2 separate regions of the Homo sapiens genome follow, and region 1 is linked to region 2. A link is a contact called in ENCODE Hi-C or POLR2A ChIA-PET data. All regions are on one chromosome and are shown on one strand. Each heading gives the region's core, a stretch centred on a gene start or an enhancer-like site at or near the end of the contact. The rest is flanking DNA. Distances are from core to core; before and after follow the strand shown. Region 1 holds the start of MOGAT2 (monoacylglycerol O-acyltransferase 2). Region 2 holds the start of DGAT2-DT (DGAT2 divergent transcript).

The links. A loop is a pair of places that touch in the nucleus more often than their neighbours do. ChIA-PET counts read pairs that join two places held with the same protein, here RNA polymerase II (POLR2A). Pooled maps may share reads with other maps.
Region 1: a loop to region 2 is called in a map of right lobe of liver, with 4 times the contacts of the local background. The contact joins the promoter of MOGAT2 here to the promoter of DGAT2-DT in region 2. A Hi-C loop is called at or near these places in 43 of 168 maps with a recorded cell type or tissue (B cell, CD14-positive monocyte, CD4-positive, alpha-beta memory T cell and 23 more), 34 of 37 single-sample maps with no recorded cell type and 35 of 50 pooled maps. POLR2A ChIA-PET finds 5 or more read pairs at or near these places in 4 of 52 experiments (HEK293, HepG2, MCF 10A and 1 more).

What each region holds. Positions count from the first base shown.
Region 1 is chr11:75,712,784-75,719,482 of GRCh38, forward strand. It overlaps MOGAT2 (monoacylglycerol O-acyltransferase 2), which reads left to right and starts at 5,055. Exons shown (of 6, transcript NM_025098.4): 1 at 5,055-5,196. The coding sequence starts at 5,106. It overlaps LOC105369392 (a long non-coding RNA gene), which reads right to left and starts at 5,502. Exons shown (of 3, transcript XR_950316.4): 1 at 5,423-5,502.
Region 2 is chr11:75,767,397-75,773,543 of GRCh38, forward strand. DGAT2-DT (DGAT2 divergent transcript) reads right to left here and starts at 1,251. Exons shown (of 4, transcript NR_046090.1): 1 at 1,098-1,251. It overlaps DGAT2 (diacylglycerol O-acyltransferase 2), which reads left to right and starts at 1,382. Exons shown (of 8, transcript NM_032564.5): 1 at 1,382-1,716. The coding sequence starts at 1,596. RefSeq lists enhancers at 685-1,185, 5,940-6,089 and silencers at 1,272-1,381, 1,462-1,701.

The DNA.
Region 1 (6,699 bases), core at 3,805-6,304, 51 kb before region 2:
TAGCTGCCCCTCTGATAGGGGACCCATTTGAACCCAAGCTTCCACGCAAAACAAACCCTGTCAGGTGCAGCCGCACACTGTCCTGTTGTTGGTTGGTCTTATCACTACTGCCTTGCCTGCTTCACTGGTTACAATCAGAGGCCCAAAACCTTCAGCAGACCACCGTTTTAACCTCAGCAATTATGACAAGTGCTGAGGCCCACGTTAACTCGAGTAGGTCCCCATGAAAAGGACACACCTGTCCCACATCTCAGATGACATTACCTTTGCCTTATAATTCACCTCTGAAGGTGACATTGCCTCAGATGACACATCTGAACCCAAGACCTTGATGTTGGAGATAGCTTTGCCCCTGGTGCCACAGACGGCTTCACTTCTTACACTAAACCTCTACTCCAGTGATGCCCATGGACTGGCTCTGCTAACACACAAATGGACAGTGTGTAGTTTTGCTTTTCTTTCTGTACTGACTGCCTGCTTAGCTCCTGATCTTGGTATACTCCTTGCTCTCTGCTCAAAGGTACACTGCCACACAGCTCTATACCTCAACAAAACTCTAGCCTGGTGAAAGCCAATCTAGAAGCAATGGCACAACAGATAACAAGTATTTTATAACCTTACCCGGGTTCACAACAACCTTCCTACTTTGCCCTAGGTGAAGGGTTGCTCTATTCACTTGGCTCAACCCCACACAGTGGAGTGGATGCCTGTGAGTGGAGTTTAAGGTCACAGTGGTGCCTCCACATTGTTTGTGTGTTCAGTGATGCTCATCAAATGCCTTGCTCCATGCCTGGCCCACATTTCTCCAGTAGCCTTCAATGTCTCCACTATTTAAGCAGTAGTCGTCACCAAACACAAGGTCATATGCCCAGGCATCACAGGGTCAGTTGTAACAGGAACACACAGAAAAGGTTGCTGTCTAGTCATAGAAATAGACTGGCACACCCAAATGTCTCAAACGGGGGGCCAGAGTTCAGAACTTAGAGGCATCTCTCCAGCCCAGCCCAATGGGCTTTCTGCTTTGCCACTGATTCCTTTAAAGGGACAATTCAGGTATTTGCCTGCAAACTTTAAGTGACTTACACCCCATTCCCTTATATCTACCACTAGTTGTGGGGTTTCTCTCTCTCTCTCTCTGCCTGACTTTGCATTCATGACCCCAGGATGGAGCACTGCCTTCGTGACTCACGGCACCCTCCCTGTCCAGGATTCATAAGTAATAAGTTAGTGAACATATTTTTTATTGTGGGGTGTATTAAATTTGCACCCTCTATCTGAAGAACCAGAGACTACCCCGATGGCTCCCAGAGTCCAAGTAATGGTCAGGCAGACATAAATTGGACACAGATCTGATAAGAACCATCAGGGCATCTGCCAATGTATTTTCCTTTTCTTTTTAACTTTTTTTACACAACCTTTTCTGAATCCAGAGCATCTGCCACTATAAACAAGCTTCCTGTGTGAGGGACTCCCTGGTTGTGGGTCGGACAACTAGGCATTAGGCTGTCCCCCAGGTAAAGGGAGTATCCTATGGAAAACATACTGTAAAACCCCACCCCGCTCAGGCAGTGTTGCTAGCTGCTCCGGTACCGGAACTCTAATTTAGCTGAGGGCTCTTAAAAACAGTGTGGTGCTGGCAGAGATAGATAAGAGGACAAACAGGAGAGAATAAAAGCCCATACACGGACCACGCATCCGTAGAACTGTCTCACATGACAGAGGTGGCATAACATATCGTGGGGAACGGAGGGAGTGTTCAACAAAGAGACTGAAAAAAAATGCTTATCCACATGTCAAAAGCTCAGATTGGAACCTAACTCATACTATCTAAACATCCAGATGAATTAGGACTTACATATAAAAAACAAAACTTCAAAATTTTTAATGAAATGTATAAGTAAGACAAGATTTCCTAGATCCAACCAAACAATGTGTATTTTATAAAAGACTGGAAAATATGACATATTGAAAAAATGTTTGTTCATCAAAGGACATCTTAAAAGACAAGCTAGGGCTGGGCGCGGTGGTTCACGCCTGTTATCCCAGCACTTTGGGAGGCTGAGGAGGGTGAATCACTTGAAGTCAGGAGATCAAGACCAGCCTGGCCAACATGGTGAAACCCCATCTCTACTAAAAATTCAAAAATTAGCTGGACATAGTGGCGGGTGCCTGTAATGCCAGCTACTTGAGAGGCTGAGACAGGAGAATCACTTGAACCTGGGAGGTGGAGGCAGCAGTGAGCCGGGATCGTGCCACTTCACTCCTGCCTGGCAACAGAGTGAGACTCCTTCTCAAAAAAAAAAAAAAGACAAGCTAGAAACTGGGAGAAGAGATTTACAATATATATGCCACACCAAAGGGTTAATATCCTGAGTACATAACGAAGTACAAATGATTATGAAAAGCACAAACAACACTCCAGAGAATTGGGCAAAAATAAAGACCAAGCTTTTCACAGAAGAGGAAATGCCCATAAATAAAGAGATGTTCAACATTAGTGTAGGCCGGGCGCGGTGGCTCACGCCTGTAATCCCAGCACTTTGGGAGGCCAAGGCGGGCGAATCGCCTGAGGTCAGGAGTTTGAGACCGGCCTGACCAATATGGTAAAACCCCATCTCTACTAAAAATACAAAAATTAGCCAGGCATGGTGGTGGGCACCTGTAGTCCCAGCTACTTGGGAGGCTGAGGCAGGAGAATGGCTTGAACCCGGGAGGCAGAGGTTACAGTGAGCCGAGATGGTGCCAGTGCACTCCAGCCCGGGCGACAGTGGGAGATTTGGTTTCAAAAAAAAAAAATTAGTGATAAGAAAATGAAAATCAAGAGTAAAATTTGGTCTCATTTCATACCCTAGCAAGACAAGAAGAAGTCTGACCATACCAAGGGTCAGAGCAGATCCATGGGGGTGGGGGTGGGGTCTCTCGATTCTTGGGGAGACTATACCTTGATGTATTATTTTGGAAAACAGTTTGGCTCTACTCCCAAACTTGAACATTCACATATTCATAAACCCAGCAGTTTCTCCTGCTGTGTTGAAATTGTGGAGAGGAGAATGAGGATAGAAAGTAAACGGAGAGGCCAATAAGGAAGACAGAGCCAGTCTATAAAAGAGGCTGGCTGTGGAGGTAGACAGCAGCTGTTCAGTTCAAGAGACTGAAATCAACAAAACACTAGAACAAGAAGGTCATAGAAAATGATATCCAAATGGTCAGTAAGCATATTAAAATGTGCTTATATTTATTAGTTGTTAGGAAAATGCTATAACCACAATGAAGGACCACTACACACCCACCAAAATTCAGAACTCGGAATTCTTATATAAGGCTATGGGAGTGTAGATTTGTACAACCACTTTGGAAAACTCTATGGCTATCTACCATGAGACCCATCAATTCTATTTCCAGGCACATACCCAACAGAAATGTGTATAGATGTGTACTGAAAGACATGTACAGGAATGTTCGTAGCAGCAATATTCATAATAGCCAGAAACAGGTGACAGCCCAAATGCCTGTCAGCGTCCAAATGGACACTTTGTGGCATATTCACACAATGGAATGCTATACAGCAATGAAAACAAAGGCAATACAGGCACATATGATGTCTCAAAAGAGTATACACTAAATGATTCAGTTTTCATAAAGTTCAAGAACAGAGATGAGGATGGTGCTGAGCTACAGGGAGGAGAGCAGTGACTGGCAAGGCCAGAAGGGGTGCTAGGTAAGTTCTGTTTGTCGATCAGAGTGGTGATAACTTTCACTTTGTGAAAAGACATTTCTCTGTCCGCTTAGGATTTGTGCATTTTTCCGTATGTATGGTATACGTCAATTTGAAGTTGACATTTAAAAGGAGGGACTTAGAAGAACTGATAGGACATGGTGACTGGTAGAGGTGGATGGAGAAGAACAGAAGGGATCTAGTGTGACTCAGGTTTTGGCCTGAGCAACTGGGTAAATGGCATTACCCTTTACTGAGATGGGAAAGAGCAGAGGAGGAGTCAGTGGGGCAGAAGGGAGGTGGGGGAGGGAATCAAGTTCACCTTTAGACATGCTACGATGGAGGTGCCTATCAGGCATTCAAGTGAAGATGTCAAGGAGCCACCTAGAGATTCAAGTTTAGAGCCCCAGGGAGCAGAGCTGCAGATGCAGATTTGGAAGTCTTTGCTGTGTAAATACAATGCAAGGTGTGAGCCTGGATGAGATCTCAGAGAGCAGAAACTGGAGAGAAAAGAGAAGTCCCGAGGATGGAGTGGAGGAGGGGGACTCGAACAGCTGGCCTGGTGAAAGACGAGAGGCACAAAGGGAGCAGCCAGAGAGCTAGGAAGAAAACTGGGAGAGCATAGTGTCCAAAGGCCAAGTGGTTTCAAAGAAACGGGAATGATCAACCATATCTAATGCTGCCAATAGGTCAGGATGAGATCTGAGAATTGATTACTGGATTTAACATCATGGAGGTCACTAGGGAACTTGCCAAGGGCAGTTTTGTGGAAGGGTGATACCTGAAGTGTGGACCACCATTTGTGGTACCACAGATGGGAGGTGAGGACAGGAAGGCATGAAAGATAGCTCTTCCGAGAGTTTGCTGTGTGAGTGAGCAGAAAAATGGGGCAGGAGGTGGAGGACACAGTGTGGGTGGGGATTTTTAGGTGGGAGTTAGTACAGCATATGTGTGGAGGGGGAACAATGGACAGGACAAGGTTATCCTATCCATTGACCTTGGGGCCAGGTCATTGAATAGGTGGGAAGGGGGTGAGATTGCATATGCTTGGGGCTTCACCTGCCTAGTTATAGGAAGGACAAGATTTAAGCAATTGGGGAAAGGCAGCCATGCAGATAAGGCATTGCCTGAGAAAGTTGATAAAGGCTATACAACCCCTTCTCTTCCTCCTTCCTTAGCCAGGCTCCAGCAGGTAGATTCAAAGGTTTCTTGTAGGATAGAATTTCCTGCCTCAGCAGGGGCAAGGAGGCCTTGGGGCTGGGCTGGGCTGGGCTGGGTGTGGCACTCTCCCTGCCAGCTTCTACAACCTGGGGAGGGAACAAAAACCTGTGGGTGCCTCAGACCACAGCAGAGCTCACAGAACCTGCGGGAGCCAGGCTGACCCGCCAGCATGGTAGAGTTCGCGCCCTTGTTTATGCCGTGGGAGCGCAGGCTGCAGACACTTGCTGTCCTACAGTTTGTCTTCTCCTTCTTGGCACTGGGTAAGTTGGGCTGCACTGTAAGACGGGAGACCACCGCACTCAGGTGGGGCAGAGCAGCCACACCAGGTGCACACAGCACATTGATGGTGGCAAGACATTTATCCTAAAGGGGGCTTTGTTGCGCTCAGAGCCCCTGCCCAGAGAGAACTCCTGGGCCTGCCCAGAGGCTTCTTGGGGGTGGAGTGGGGTAGAAGTCACCGTCTGCTGCTCTGGGCAGGTTACTTACTCTTCCTGGCTTGCACTGTGGGTTCTCCTTTGGCACTTGGATGAAGACCAGTCTGCAGGCTGCCAAGTGGTGTGGGAAAGCCTCTGGGCGATGACGGGAAAGTTCTGGGCTCTGCAGCCTGCTCAGAGAGGAGAGATTTCCTTCTGTGCGCTCAGGGAGGAGGAAACTGGGGCTGGTAGTAGGGTAAGTGAGAGAAACAGGGAAAGAAAAGAAGGGTGGGGAGAAGGTGCAGACTGAGAGTGGACTGTGGAGTGGGCATGCTGGGTACCAGGAAACCCGGAGTCAGACTCAGCTGGGCAACTGACTTTAGCCAGCCCATGCCTGACCTCTCCAAGCCTCGACTTCACCATCTGCAGAACGGGGACAACAATGCTGGCCTTGCAGGGCTATTGTGAAGGAAATGAAGAAATGTGCTGACCTCTGCTTGGCACAGACCTGGCCTGGACCCTGGGCTGGGCTCACACTGGAGGGCATGAGCATGGCCCCTTACCCACCCCACCACTGATTTGTGGCCAGAGAGATCACCCTTGCCCAAACAATAGCTCTGCCAAAGGTAACATTTTCTAGGAGGGTCTGGATCTGTGGCTTGGGAAGGGAGAATGACTAGGAGTCCGTGGGGTTTTTCCTTTCATCTGCTGGCACCAGACAAGGTAGGAACTGCTGCTTCCAGGGCTGAGGTTCAGCCTGTACACAGATACCACTCTCCTGGTTGTTAAAATATTGACACACTCTGAACACATTGCTCAGTAGCCATCTCTCTTTCTCTCTCTCTCTCTCACACACACACACACACACACGTACTTCCTCAGAAACTCCCCCACAATTCTGTAGTGAAAAAACTCCCCCTTGGCAAAGCAGGCCCTCCAGGACCCTGCCCTAGCATCCCTTCTGGTTGAGCTGTGTCTCTGTTCTAAGGGTTTTTAGACATTTTACACATTCCTGTATACCCCCTTTGCACAGATGAGCCAAACAATCAAGGATTTGCCTCCAGTAAGGGCTGAGAAACCATCAGTCAGAGGGGAATTCCACACTAGGCCTGGTCTTAGCCCTGATGCACCCCTGATTATGGGGCGGCCAGGGGCTGGCCTCTTCCTCCCTCCCTCCTTTCAACAACAAACGTCACTGGTCACTGAAGGCAAAGGAATCAGAGCTCAGCAGGTTTGGGAACACTGTGTAGTTCAGAGTGGCCACAGACAAGAGGCAGGAGCGGGAGGGACAGGGCCAGCTCTGGGGCTCCTGGAGGCCAGGCTGAGCTACTTGGACTGTGCCCAAAGTTA
Region 2 (6,147 bases), core at 1-2,500:
ATGCTGGTGGATCTCGCTTCCTATGCTCTTCCCTAGATCAGGCCTTCCCTCCATTCCCTCTACCACTGCCGTGCCTTGAGGCTCATCCTCTCTCACATGGATCCCCCGCCCCTACAGCCTCCCCACTGCCCTCCTGACCTACAGCCTCTCCTGTCCATTTCCCATACCATGGCTAAGGACACTTAAAACCCACCTGACCAGCCATTTCCCTACTAAAGCTCTCCCAAGACCCGGCTCCCCCCCAATATCTCAAGAGTGGCACTCCCAAACCTCTCTCAGTTCAAGCACCCGCGCCTCTCACTTCAGCCTCATTTTCCACAGTTGCCTGGGCTCCAGCCACTCCAGGGCCCCCAGCCCTGCCCCAAACATGCTGGCTTTTCTAACACTTTATGCCTATCTTTCTGCTTTGCCCTCACACCTTCCATCTGCAAAATTCCTATTCATTAATGGGCAAACCATTCTGGAATGCTTTCTATGTGCCAGACACTACCTAGGCTCTTTTTATACCTTATCTCATTTACTTCTCAAAGTACCTCACAAAAATAATAATTATTATTCCCATTTTACAGATATGGAAACTGAGGCTCAAGAGAGGCAGGGCAAGAACTGGACTCCTAGTCTATCTGATTCCAAACCTGCTGTGCACCAACCTCTCTGGGAAGTGCACCAGCGCCCCCACTCCCCCAGCCCAGGGCAGAGTCTTCTCTACTCTGTGGTTCCATAGCCCCCTGGTTTCTCGCTTGTCCCGGCCGTTGTCACCAGTGACTGTGTGCGGCTGTCTCTGCTGCCCCCCAGCGTGAGCATCCCAAGGGCAGAACCTGGGCTGATCTGGCTGGGTCCCCAGCACCCAGCAGGGTATAGGTGCTCTGTGAGGTTTCTTAATAAAGAGATGGAAAGCCAGAAGCAGTTTGGGTGGTTGAGATACCCAGCCCTAACCTAACTAATCCTGATACCAGTGACCAAAAGCGGGACCTTCGCATCTTTGCTGCCAAAAGACAGCCCCTCCTAAAGAGTAAAGGCCCGACCCCCTGCACGCCCTCTGCCTGCACCGCACGTGCTTGGTTTTCCCCGCCCGGGTACTGGCCGCCGGGCCGTACCAATCTCCGCGGGGGAGCGCCCGGGGTCGGACTGAGGGAGCGAGGGGAATAACCGGGCGCGCCCCTTGGAAGCAGGGCTCAGAGCTGCTCTCCTCTCACGCATTCCCCGGATCCGCGCGGAGCAGGCTGCTGGCCAGCCCCGGGCCCGCGCCAAGCAGAGCCTCAGGTGCGGTTCCCCCACAAGCAAGTGGCGCGGGCGGCGGCTTAGAACGGCCCGCCCCGCCCGCCGCGTCGGCGCCTGCCCCGTTGTGAGGTGATAAAGTGTTGCGCTCCGGGACGCCAGCGCCGCGGCTGCCGCCTCTGCTGGGGTCTAGGCTGTTTCTCTCGCGCCACCACTGGCCGCCGGCCGCAGCTCCAGGTGTCCTAGCCGCCCAGCCTCGACGCCGTCCCGGGACCCCTGTGCTCTGCGCGAAGCCCTGGCCCCGGGGGCCGGGGCATGGGCCAGGGGCGCGGGGTGAAGCGGCTTCCCGCGGGGCCGTGACTGGGCGGGCTTCAGCCATGAAGACCCTCATAGCCGCCTACTCCGGGGTCCTGCGCGGCGAGCGTCAGGCCGAGGCTGACCGGAGCCAGCGCTCTCACGGAGGACCTGCGCTGTCGCGCGAGGGGTCTGGGAGATGGGGTGAGTGCCACGGCGCAGGGGTTATGGACCTGCGAGAAGATTTTCTGGAAAGGGCCCTGTGGCAGGCTGGTGGGTACTGATGAGTCCACGTTCATTCTCCACTGTGGCACTCATCAATTTTTACGACCTCTGTTACATCGCTTTCCACCCGCCCCCCAGCTTGTTTCCCTCATCCGTGAGGTGGGAGCGGTACCACCCACCATTCTTAGTTATTAGGGATATTCGAGAACTCCTCCCCAGCCCCCACTGCGGCTGGTGACCCCTGGCACTTCCCTCCCCTCTCCCTTCACCAGGTAGAGCGAGCTTTGGCAGTGATAGACTGGATGGGCAGGATGGTATGGGTTTTGCCGTCTCCTGAGACAGCCACCAGACGGGGAACATGCCCGACTGGAACAGGTGTGTCTGCCCTGTCCTCTGTCCCACATCCATCCTCTCGCCCAGGCTCTGGAGCCCACATAGCAGCAACTCTTGAGCCTGGCATGCTTAGAAGGCAGCGGAGAGGACCCTGCATGTCCTCCAAGGTAGAACTGAGGTCCTCAGTGAATCGCGCAGAGTTGAAATCAACCCCCGCCCCGCACCCCCCGCAGCTTTTCCCAAGCGAGGAATAGCAACTCTTCCAACCCCCACCTCCCTTACCTAGAGCTGGAGAAACTGAAGTGGGAGGAAGCATGCCTAAGTTTTCCTTAGCTGATGCCTTGACCCCTGGATTCAAGTACAAATCCGGTAGACCCTGGGAAGTCATCACAGCTGTCCTGGTCTGCGTGTGTGTCTTGCATGAAGCCCCTCTCCCTCTTTCTAAGTCTGTATTCTGTTTGCTGAGCCTCTCTGACATGGATTTTTCTTTAGTAACTAACGGTCGCCTACACCGCCCACCTTTGTTACAAAAATAAAGCTTGCTAATTATGGAATTTTTGAAAATATAGACAAATGAAAAAAATTTCTGGTAAATCGACTATCCAAAGATACCTTCCTATTAGCATTTTAGTATATCTCTTGATCATTTTCTTTATACACATTGCATAGATACAATTGAGGACATGCTGTAGATATAGTTATGAATCTTGTTTTCTCCCCCTTAATGTAACATCGAGGTTTCCCTTCTGTTAATCAGAATCACTTACAATGTCCTAGTGGTTGCAATAACCCACCCTGCAGCTGTACCACACTTTAACTGTGACCTAGGCATTGGCATTGCTTCTTGTGTGATTATCGCTGTGGTTATCTGCCCCTCTTGGTGTGGGTGCTGCTCGTAGCCCTTGAAGAGGAACCCAGCTGCTGCCCTGTCTCGGGGGCGAGCAGCTTGAGCTGCCCCATGTATCCAGCCAGTAGCCTCTGACAGCCCCTTCTCTCACTTGAGTCCTTTTCTGTTCCCTGTGTCCTTTGATGTCCTTAGGGACATCAATGGATGAATGGACTTGCCCTTGTTCATGCTGTTAAAAATGTTTTTGCACTGGGCAGTGGGATAGGGATGTTCTCTGTGGTAGTGCTTCCTGGAGACCCCATTCCGTCGGCTCTGCCATCCACAGGCTGGGAGCTGTGTCTTCCAGGAGGCAGTGACCCTGGCTGTCATGTTTTTGACTTAGAGTTTGTTCCTTAGGAGAACTTGTACTCTAGCGAATGGTTTTAACCAAGCCACTTAATATCATGTCAGGAACATTTCCCCATGTTGTTATCAGATCTTGAAAACTTTTTTTTTTTTAAACTGGGTGCAAGGATTTACATCATGGAATGTAGGAAGGGCTGGTATGAAATGCAAACCAGTCAGTTCAGCTTTCTGGGATCTACTTTGGTGAAAGATTGGGTGGAGTAGGGGAGGGCACTGAAGCACATTTTGTTATCTGGGCATCTCCATTAGACCTGCCTTCTAGATCCTTGGTCCTTGAAGATACTCCCCAGTGGCCTAGTTTGCCTCTGTGGGTAAGGTCCCACTGTTGTGAGCTGGTGAACAGCCCGTCAGTGACAGTATTCAAGTAGAGACCATGGATTCTGTGAAGGGAAGTCCTGTGACGGGTGAGAGATTGAAATAGATACCTTGGCATCTGGTTTCTTGGCCAAAAAAAAAGGCCAGCTGTGGGAGTATGGGTAGGTGGGTGCATGCTGGGGGAAGCGGGAGTCTGTGTTGATATTTCCTAATCCTTGGAGGGCTGTCCTGTGCCAGACGTGGAGTTTGCAGAGTTCATCAGGACAGGAGGGATATATATCCTATTCTTTATCCTTGCCTTTGGATTGGGGGCTCTTCGTTCAGAAGAGCCCTCTGACACCTGCCTGTGTCCTCAGGGTTCAGCACAGGACCTAGCATGAGATGTTGGTGGTCCCAGTAAAATTTTGAGCTGATTTGTTGTGTGCGGCTCCAAAGAGTGAGGCCAGGAATAGGAGTGGGATGATGGGTGCAAGTTTTGATGTAGCAGAGGAGTCCTTTCTGACAGCTGTTGAGGACTGCAACAGGCTGGGGTGGGTGAGGATGGAGTTCCACATCACTGTGGATCTGCTTGAAACTAAGTGGCTAGATTGTTGGGGGTAACTGGGAACTGAGGGTTGACAGTCACCTAACCTAGTCCTAAGTCAGAATGAGAACATTACTCTCATGCTTCCCTCTCCAATTCCGTGTGGCTTCCCCCCTCACCTACATCACTTCCCCAGCTGAATAGAGGCCACTTTGGGGCTGCGTCACCAAGGGCTCATCTAGGCTGAGAAAGGAGGGCCAAGAGTAATGTTGTATTAACAGGCTCAGTGACTCAATGGTCAGTGTTGAAATCCTGCCCCACCTCCACCCTCCTGCCCTCAAATTCAACAGCAAGTACTTGAGTTGTAAAAATTAGTGCTGGATCGGGCCCAACCCTCATGTTACAGATGGGATCACTGGAGTCTCCAGAAAGAAGGGACTTTCCCAGGGTTATCAAAGCCAGGCTAGAACTCAGATCCATCTCCCAGTCTGTGGCCTGACTCCTTAAGCCAAGAGAAGGGTTGCAAGGCCGTGAAGGGCTGAGTGCAGGGCTCTGTGCATTGTAGGTGCTCAGTGGTTTGCTGAATGAGTGAAGGTTGTCTCCATGGTGCGGGTGGCAGCTCATCCCTTCTCAAACTTTTTGAGGAAGCTCCCCAAGCCTGCCCTAGTGGATTAGAGCACTAAGATCCCCCAGAGCTTTGGCTGCCAGGTGAATGCCAGTTGCCCCCTACCCACACTCAGTCACACTTCAGACTTTCCAAACTCTTCCTCCTGGCCTATGAAGTAAGCCCCAGGTGAACAGCCTCCACTGCCATCACGACTTCCTCTCCTAGTATGTCACCCACCATGCTGCAGACGCATGGTGGTCTTCCTGTTCCTGCAGCATTACTCCCAATTCAGTCTTACCTCAGCGCCTTTGCATATGCTGCCTGTCTGCCCAGGTCTTCGCATGGCTGGCTTTACAACAGTCAATCTCCTCTCAGAGGTCTTCCCTGGCCACCCTATCTAGAGAGCCACTTCCAATCTAGAGAGCCACTTCCAATCACCACATCTTCTTTTATTTTTATAGCCTTTATCACTACCTAAATTTTCATGCGTGCTTATCTGTTTAAGCAATTGTCTCCCCAGTAAGAATATCAGTCCCTTTGCCGGCCGCGTGCCATGGCTTTCGCCTGTAATCCCAGCACTTTGGGAGGCCAAAGTGGGAGGATCACTTGAGGTCAGGAGTTCGAGACCAGCCTGGCTGACATGGTAAAACCCCTGTCTCTACTAAAAATAAAAAAATTTAGCCAGGTGTGGTGGTGTGTGCCTGTAATCCCAGCTACTTGGGAGGCTGAGGCAGGATAGTCGCTTGAACCCAGGAGGAGGAGGTTACAGTGAGCCAAGGTTGTGCTACTGCACTCCAGCGTGGGTAACAGAGCGAGACTCCATCTCAAAACAAAACAAAAAGAACAAACAGAAAAAGAATATGAGTCCCTTGGAAACAGGAACCTTGTCTGTCTTTCTCAGTGCTGTGACATCTAGCACAGTGCCTGGCACTGGTAATAGGTACTTAGTAAGTATCTGTTAAACGAAGGAATCATTAGTGGGACTGCCCCATTCCTCTTGGAGGAAGCCCTGCTTTTAGCTTCAGTGTGATTCCTCGAGCCTTCCTTGGGCCTCCTCTGTCCCTGTAACCACCTGTGCTAGGGACTGGGTGCTGGGGTTGTAGCTGTTCCCTGCCCTGGAGGTACCCACAGTCTGGCAAGGAGCTGGCTCCAAGGCTGAGTGGCAAGTGGGCAGAGCCAGTCTCAATGGTCACCCTTACTGCTTCCCAGGGCTTATTAGAAGCCCGAGAGCTGGGGTTCCAGGCCTGACATTTTTCTGGGATGTGGCTGGGGGCTTCACTTCCTCTCTGGGGATCTCACTCCTTCTATCTGGAAAATAGGGTCAGAATTCTCAGATTCTCAAGGATGGAGGGTTTGAGTTAACCTGAGTGTGAGTGTTTG